Regions from separate parts of the Homo sapiens genome. Here region 1 is linked to region 2. The links are chromatin loops, found by intact Hi-C in ENCODE. Cell type or tissue: HCT116. All regions are shown on one strand. Each heading gives the region's core, and the rest is flanking DNA. Links, peaks and the distances in the headings are about the cores only.

What was found. A loop is a pair of places that touch in the nucleus more often than their neighbours do. Peaks named below come from ENCODE experiments on the same cell type or tissue, not always from the same donor. Only the 100,000 strongest peaks of a DNase experiment are listed, where the experiment ranks them.
Region 1: a loop joins it to region 2, with 10 times the contacts of the local background. A loop is called at or near these places in 1 of 110 quality-filtered maps.

What each region holds. Positions count from the first base shown.
Region 1 is chr3:128,131,706-128,136,087 of GRCh38, forward strand. It overlaps a transcript of RUVBL1 not described here. Among named protein-coding and RNA genes, the nearest start is that of RUVBL1, 10 kb to the left of the region's middle. RefSeq lists a silencer at 1,761-2,055. In HCT116, for the core only: a CTCF peak has its summit at 1,984 (motif pointing left); a DNase peak (open chromatin) is centred at 2,006.
Region 2 is chr3:127,688,497-127,692,812 of GRCh38, forward strand. MGLL (monoglyceride lipase) reads right to left here. Exons shown (of 8, transcript NM_007283.7): 8 at 570-3,827. The coding sequence ends at 3,702. Among named protein-coding and RNA genes, the nearest start is that of ABTB1, 18 kb to the left of the region's middle. RefSeq lists enhancers at 706-1,211, 1,212-1,717. In HCT116, for the core only: a CTCF peak has its summit at 2,530 (motif pointing right); a DNase peak (open chromatin) is centred at 2,585; H3K4me3 peaks cover 632 bases; H3K27ac peaks cover 680 bases.

The sequences.
Region 1 (4,382 bases), core at 96-4,095, 440 kb after region 2:
ATAGAGTGAAGGGGAAAAGCCCCACATGATCAACTCAACTGATTCAGAAAAAAAATTTGACAAAATCCAATACACTTTCATGATCCAAAAAACAACTAGGAGTTGCCTATGAGAGGGAGGCGGAGCAAGATGGCCAAATGCACCCTCCAGAAATTGCCCCCACCTGCCGCCAGCAGGAAACCAAATTGAAAAACTATCCACACAAGAAGGCACCTTCATAAGAACCAAAAATCAGGTGAGCAGTCACAGTCCCTGGTTTTAACATCACATCAAAGAAAGAGGCACTAAAGAGAGTAGGAAAGACAGTCTTGACTCACCTGCACTACCCCTCTCTCATCCCCTGCCTGAGGCCTCATGGCACAGAGAGAGAATCTATGTACTTGGCAGAGAGATTATGGGACTTTGTACTGGAACTCAGTGCTGCCCTGTCACAGCAGAAAGCAACACAAGGCAGAATTCAACCAGCACCCACGGAGAGAGCATTTAGACAAGCCCTAGCCAGAGGGGAATCATCCATCCCAGTGGTCAGAAACTGAGTTCCGGCCAGCCTCATCACCGCAGGCTAAAGTGCTCTGGGGTTCTACAGAAACTTGGAAGGCAGTGTAGGCCACAAGGACTGCAATTCCTGGGCAAATCTTGGTGCTCTGCTAGGCTTGGAGCCAGTGAACGTGGGGTGCATGTGACCTAGCAAGACAATACCCAGGGCAATCAAGGGAGTGCTTGCATCACCACTCCCCCAAAGCCAGGCAGCGCAGCTTGCAGCTCCCGGAGAGACTCCTTCCTTCTGCTTGAGGAGAGCAGAGAGGAGAGTAAAGGGGACTTTGTCTTGCAACTTGGATACTAGCTTAGCCACAGTAGAATGGGGCAGCAGGTAGAGTCCTGAGGCCCTTATTTCAGGCTCTAGCTCCCAGACGACATTTCTAGACACACCCTGGGACAAAAGAGAATGCAGCGTCTTGAAGGAGGAAAACCCAGACTTGGCAGGATTCATCATCTGCTGAGTAGAGTGCATGGGCCTTGAATAAACATCAGTGGTAGCCAGACAGTATTTACCACGAGCCTTGGGTGAGACCCAGTGCCATGCTGGCTTCAGGTGAACCAGCACATTCCCAGTTGTGATGGCCACAGAAAGAAACCCTTTCTGTTTGAAGAAAGGAAAGAATAAAAGGGACTTTGTCTTGCAACTTGGACACCACCTCAGCCACAGTGGGGTAGAGCACCGAGTGGTCTTTTGGGTTTCCCAATTCCAGGCCTTAGCTCCTGGGTGACATTTTTGGACTTGCCTTGGGCCAGAGGGGAGCCTACTGCCCTGAAGGGAGAGACCCAGGCCCAGCAGTATTCAACACAACTTGAAGAGAGAGCCCTTGGATCTTGAGTGAGCATCAGCGGTAGCCAGGCAGTTCTTGCTATAGGCCTGGGTTGGTTGTGACCACAGGGAGAGTTCTTCTGCATGAGGAAAAGGGAGGGAAGAGTGGAAAGGACTTTGTATTGCGGTTTGGGCACCAGCTCGGCTACAGTAGACTAGAGCACCAAATGGATTCCTAAGGTTTCTGACTCCAGGCCCCAGCTCCTGGATGGCATTTCTGGACCTGCCGTGGGCTGGGGGATGAGCTTGTCACTCTGAGGGAAGGACATAAGCCTGGCTAGATTCACCAGATGCTGATTTTAGAGCTTTCAGGCCTTAAGTGAACATTGGCAGTAGCCAGGCAGTGGTCACCATGGCCCTTGGGTGAGACACAGTATTGGGCTGGGTTTGGGTCTGACCCAACAAAGTCCCAGTGGTGTTGCTACAGAGGTGCTTGTATCATCCCTCCCCCAGCTTCAGACAGCTTATCAGAGAGACTCTGTTTGTTCCTGGGAAAGTACGGGAAGAGAACAAGAGTCTCTGTCTGGTAATCCAGGGAATTCTCCCAGATCTTACCCAAGACCACCAAGGTAGCACCTCTATGCAGCTGAAAGTCACAGCTTTATTGGGCTTGGGGTGCCCCCTAGTGCAGATACAGCTGCAGTGACCAAAGACAGATTACAACACTCAATTCCCTTTGAATGCTTGGCAAGGCTTCCCAAGAAGGATGGGTACAAACAAGCTCAGACTGCAAAGACTGTAATAAATACCTAACTCTTCAATGCCCAGATATTGACAAATATCCACATCATCAAGGCTATCCGTGAAAACATGACCTCACCAAACAAATGAAATAAGGCACCAGTGATCAATCCTGAAGTGACAGATATGTGACCTTTTAGACAGACAATTCAAAATAGCTCTTTTGAGGAAGCGCAACGAAATTCAAGATAATGCAGAGAAGGAATTCAGAATCCTATCAGATAAATTTAACAAAGAGATTGAAATAATTAAAAATAATCAAGCAGAACTTCTGGAGCTGAAAAATTCAGTTGATATACAAAGCATGCATCAGTCCACAGCAGAACTGATCAAGCAGAAGCATTAGTGAGCTTGAAGACAAGCTATTTGGCCAGGCGTAGTGGCTTATGTCTGTAATCCCAGCACTTTGGGAGGCCGAGGTAGGCAGATCACTTGAGGTCAGGAGTTTGAGACCAGCCTGGCCAACAAAGTGAAACCCCTTCTCTACTAAAAATACAAATGTTACCTGGGCGCGGTGGTAGGCGCCTGTAATCCAGCTACTCAGGAGGCTGAGGCAGGAGAATCACCTGAACCTGGGAGGCAGAGGTTGCAGTAAGCAGAGATCATGCCACTGCACTCCAGCCTGGGCAACAAGAGTGAAACTGTCAAAAAAAAAAAAAAAAAAGACAGGCTATTTGAAAATACACAGAGGTGGCCAGGCATGGTGGCTCATGCCTGTAATCCCAGCACTTTGGGAGGCCAAGGGTGGCAGACCAAGTGAAGCCAGAAGTTCGAGACCAGCCTGGGCAACATGGTGAAACCCCATCTCTACAAAAAATAAAAATAAAAATAACAATAAATGAGCTGGGTGTGGTGGCACATGTCTGTAGTCCCAGCTACTTGGGAGGCTGAAGTGAGAGAATCAATTGAGCCTGGGAGGTCAAGGCAGCAGTGAGCTGTGATTGCACCACCGCACTCCAGCCTGGGTGAGAAACTTTGTCTAAAAAAAAAAAGAAGAGGAAGATGAAAAGGAAAATAAAATGCAAAGAGGGGAAAAATTTAAAAAAAAGAATGAAGCATGTCTACTAAATCTAGCAAATAGCCTCAAAAGGGTAAATCTAAGAGTTATTGGCCTTAAAAGAAAGTAGAAAGAAAGATCAGGGTAGACAGTTTATTCAAAGGGATAATAAACAGAACTTTCCAAACCTAGAGGAAAAAAAATTAATATTCAAGTATAAGAAGGTTATAGAACACCAGATATAACCCAAATAAGACTATATCTAGACATTTAATAATCAAACTTCCAAAGGTCAAGAATAAGGAAAGACTCCTAAAAGCAGCAAGAGAAAAGAAACAAATAACATACAAAGGAGCTCCAATATATCTGGCAGCAGACTTCTCAGTGGGAACCTTACAGGCCTGGAAAGAGTGGCATGACATATTGAAAGTGCTAAAGGAAGGCTGGGCATGGTGGCTCATGCCTGTAATCCCAGCACTTTGGGAGGCCGAGGCGGGTGGATCACCTGATGTCAGGAGTTCGAGACCAGCCTGGCAAATAGGGTGAAACCTCATATCTATTAAAAGAACAAAAATTAGCCAGGTGTGGCGGCATGCACCTGTAGTCCCAGCTACTTAGGAGGCTGAAGCAGGAGAATCGCTTGAACCCAGGAGGCGGAAGTTGTAGTAAGCCAAGATTGTGCCATTGCACTCCAGCCTGGGCTACAGAGCAAGACTCCATCTCAAAATAAGTAAATAAATAAATAAACTGCTGAAGAAAAAATATTTTATACTAGGATAGCATACCCAGCAAAAATATACTTCAAACATAAAAGAGAAATAAAGACTTTCTTAGACAAACAAGGGCTGAGGGATTTAATCAACACCAGACTTGTCCTACAAGAAATGCTAAAGTGAATTCTTCAGTCTGAAAGAAAAGGATGTTAATGAGCAATAAGAAATCACCTGAAGGTGCAAAACTCATTGGTAATAGTACGTACACAGACAACCACAGAGTAGTGTAGCACTGTAATTGTGGTGTGTAAACTATTCGTATCTTAAGAAGAAAGAATAAAAGATGAACTTATCAAAAATAATAACTACAATAACTTTTCAAGACATGACAGTATAATAAGATATATATCATAGAAACAACAAAAAGTTAAAAAGCAGGGGGATGAAGTTAAACTGTAGAATTTTTAATTAGTTTTCTCTTTGTTCTTTTTTTTGGCAATTAGTGTTAAGTTGTCATTAGTTGAAAATAAACTATGCAGATGTTATTTGCAAGCCTCATGGTAAC
Region 2 (4,316 bases), core at 317-4,316:
TGGGTGCAGGAGAGAAAGCGGGGCCTGCCAAGGAGGCTGCTGCTGCCATCCCTCAGACGCTGGTGACAGCTGTGCAGCTGGAAGGAAGCCATATAATCCTGGCCACACTTAGGAGGAGAGTGGCTGGGCCACGTGTGGGTATAGAATGGAGAGGGGCTGGAGGATGCCCAGCAGCAGGAGGCCGGGTTCCCTATGCTGAGGAGGGAGGGCTGAGTCCGGACAGAGCCCAGCTTGTGTGGGGATGGGTTTGGCATCTATATGGGGCCCTGGAGAAAGCACAAGCCACCTGAAGCTGGCACGGGGAGGGTGGCCTGGGCTCCGTCCTCCCCAGTGGCGGGGCAGGGTCTGCGAGAGGATGTGTGTGTTTAGAAATCTGCTCCAAGCGTGGATGGGAGAAGATAAACTCCACACACGCTGATGGAGGCTGGGAAGCACTGCTGGAGTTGGTATCAGGTGACAGGCATGGCTCAGGCAGGGATCAGCCTGTCTAAAAAAGGGCCTGCTGTGCTCTCAGCAAGGAAGATTGCCATCCAGGGTCAGAGGCTACTGTGATGGACAGACAGACGCCATTCCGAAAACATCGGATTTATTAGGATTAGCTGTAGTGTACACTGATTCCTTTAGCTCTAAATGGATACATATGTGCCCCGCAGACAGTATACACGCAGGGATGTGACTGAGCCACAGTGACATAGCAAACCCAACAGCTGGCTTGTGAAGCCATCGTGATCCCAACAAGGTCTATGTTAGCAATTGGTGAAAGAAGAAGAGAGTGAGATGGGACCCAGGTGGGCCTGGAGGTGGGATCCTGTGGGTTTTCAGAGCACCCACCAGTGCTCCCTCGGTGAGCCCAGCACCACCTGGAAGTGGAGGGAAGCTGGGTCGCTGCTGGAAGGGAGGGAGGCTGACTCTCTACCCCTCACCTCTGCAAGGAACTGAGGCCTGTAGGGTTGCGGCTGTCACTGGCTACAGGCGGCATCTTTCTGTAAAAAGCTTTTCAGGCATGAAACCCATTTCTGTATGGACTGGGCTGTGTTGACGGTGGTGCTTGGGCCTTGTGTGCCAGGCCTCTCTGGGTCCCCTCCCTGGCCTTTGCCTTCCTCTCACCTTCTCGAGGCCAAGCTGTGCGAGACCTGGCATTCCTTCCAAACCTCAGTTCCTCCACGCCCCTGCGCTGGTGTGACTCCAGAGCTCAGAATGTCAGCACGGAGCCGTCAGTATCGAGAAGGAACTCAACGCAAGGCTTCACAGCTTTCCAAGGACAGGGACCGGCTCTGGAGTGGCCGTGCGTGAGATGTCAGGCACGCTCACACGCAGGGTCCTGTGTTGGCTCCTGACCCAGCAGGGGGACATGGTGGGCGGATGTACCAGCCCTTCTGGATAACATGACAGTCCCAATTTCAGGAAAGTTTTTATTTTAAATATTGGTGATTCTTTAACCAGGAATGCAAATGCTACTGAAGTGCTGTGTGTGTCTCTGTGAGAGCCTTCATATAAATAAATTCATGCATCTAAAGAGTCCCTGGTCAGGCCGCATGCTGATATTCAATTTGGGGAATGGTGATGCCACCACATGCATCTGGGGGAGGCAGCAGGGAGGCGTAGGGACTTTGTGTGGCCTGCTCTATCACAGCTCCTGGGAGAATTACAGATCTGAGCCCAGGGCATCTCTGGGCTTTTGGAAAGGGTTCCTGCTTTTCCTGAGTTCCCATGGCTGCCCTGCTGCCGGGGCTGACTAAGCAGGCGGGGCTGGCTTTCTCAGTGCATATTTTACATTTTTCTCCTTCAAAGAGAAGCCAGGGAGACAAGCTGGAGCTACAGAAGGTGCTCTGTGGGGACTTGGGCCGGGTCAGCAACCAAGCCCCCACCTGCCCCTTGTGGGGTGAGGGCTTGGCTCCTCCCCCAGGGCACAGAGTGATCTTCAGCAGGGTGACCCGTTCCTGGCTCTCATGGTGTGATCAGGGCTGCTGGAGGGAGGGTGGAGGGGCACACTCTCCAGGAACCAAGGTTAGCCTCCAGAACAGGGCCTGGGAGAGCAGTGGCAGTTCCCGCTGCTGGAGGAAGAAGGGCGGGAGCCCCTGAGGCCTAGACTTCATGTTGGGGGTCCTGGTGGGAAGTGGCCTCTCCTCTGTGGCCCCAGAACCCCTACATTGCACCTTCTGCAGGGCTTCAACGGTGGCAAAGCCCTGACCAGGGTCATATTTGCACTAAGGAGCCTCCTGAGGTAACAGCAAGTCCCATTTAGAAGGGGAAAGTATTCCCGAGGCGGGTGGTGAACCCCACTTATTGCTGGGAAAAAGTGAGGCCAAGGGCAGGGCTGGGGTGGTATTGGCACCTGAGAAGGGCAGGCTAGGCCCAGGGCCTCAGCTCTGAATGATTGGCTGATGCCAGCCTTGGCCTTGGGTGAGGCCTGTCCCGGCCTGTCCTGCTGTGGCCTGGGGCAGGGCTGGGGGTGCCTCCAGTCCCTGCTCTGGGTCACCGAGTGCTCCATGCAGACCTGGACAGGAAGGCCTGGCCTGCTGCTGTGCTGGGCCTCTCTTCTCCTGCCACCAGAGGTAGCTGTGCTGCTAGCACTGACACTCCCAGGGTAGCTCTGGGCCATAGGCAGGCCCAGGCCCAGGCCTAGGGATCATAGCCCCATAGGGTGCCACTGCTCCATGGTCCCTGGTGGGCAGGAAGAGCACTGGGCCTTGCCCATAGGAAAGGCCCAGCCAAGTCCCCTCTCGGGGGCTGCTGGCTTAGCTCCTAGAGCACAGAGCCCTCTGGCCCCACCACTGCCGGCCCAACCTGTCCAGTTCTGTACAGTAGCATCAAGCTCTGATTCCCTCAAACTCCCCTTGCTCCCTCCCACCTATCCACCAAAATAGTCTCTGCTTTAAAATATACATTATATATTAGACATTTCATCTTCAATATGATTCTCTCATAGCATCAGGTAAAATTAGTGACTCTAGAGGAAAGGCAGCCTTTGTGAGTACAGGCGGCACTCGGGGACCAACCTGAGCCTCCCCCTGGCAGGAGGGGAAGGGCAGGGGACAGAGAAGAGCCTTGGTTTCCTGCTCAGTTCTCCTTCTGGGCTAAGCCTCACCCCCCGCCCCTCTGCAAAGCCTGGTCTCAGGCTAACAAGGAGCCCACAAAGTCATGGGTGGCTGCTCATTTTGAGGAAGGGCTGGGCATTTTCTGAGCCTCAGAGGGGCACGTGAGTCTGCCCTGGGGAGCTGGCCCCTATGGAGACAGCAACCACCTCATCACACGGCCAGAGGAAGGCCACCAAGCGGAGGCTGGTCAGAGAGGGCGCTGGGGCGTGAGCGAAGGGTGGGCAGGAAGGAGGCGCCTCCAGTTATTGCAGTCTGGTGTCCTGGGAACACCAGGAATTCCTGGAACCCTTGTGGGAGCTGGGAGAGGCAGGGCAGAGGCTTGGCTTTGTTTTCAGTGGACATTTTAGCACATTCTTTGTGGAAAATCACCTGGGACCTTTCTCTTTTTTTGCATAAAGTGTCTAACCATTAAGGTAGGTCCAGTGTCTGATAGTCTAATGTATAACAAAAATGTCTGTTATTTTTTAGAAAATTGTGCTAAGGATTTCTCCAATTTCTGATTTTTTTTTTTTTTTTTTTTTGGCAAGCCATATCTGAGAAGCCATCTCTGCCCTTCCCCTGCCTGCATCCCCCAGACCATGAGCCGGGCACCGGCCAATGCATTCAGGGTGGGGACGCAGTTCCTGCCGTGGCTGTCCTTTGAGAGACCCACATGTTTATTTCATGGAAGACGGAGTTGGTGACTTCAGGAAGCTCCTTGTGGAGAACATGGTAGGCACCTTCATAAATCTGCAATGAGGAGAGACACGGAATCAGAGCTGCACCATCAGAGGCAGGTGCAGGGAGCGGAGACCGTGGGCAGTGGGCAGGGGTCTGCAGCATTCTCCGGACCCTCTCCCTATGCCCGAGGACCTGGCCCTGACCTCCCATTATTAGGAGGCCAACACCTTTCTATCAGAAGATGGTTCAAATGTGTTACAATGTCCCAGTGTGTTCTCGAACTTCCTTTCTCAAATGCAAACCTTCCCTCACTCCACATCTCTCCCCATCCCTGGACCCGTTTCTGTGTCTCTGAGTCAGGCAACCTTCTCAAAAGAGGGGGTTCCACTCCCGGCCTCACATCCTGACCTCCACGGGGTCCTCAGCTCATCCCAAGCCGACTTCCACTCCCGCCAACCCACGGTGGCTAGCCTGGCGAGGTCTCCAGGGACCTCCATTGCTGTGGCAGGGGACACTGTGCTGGTCATTCATAAGCTGCTCACTGTCACCTTCTAGAAA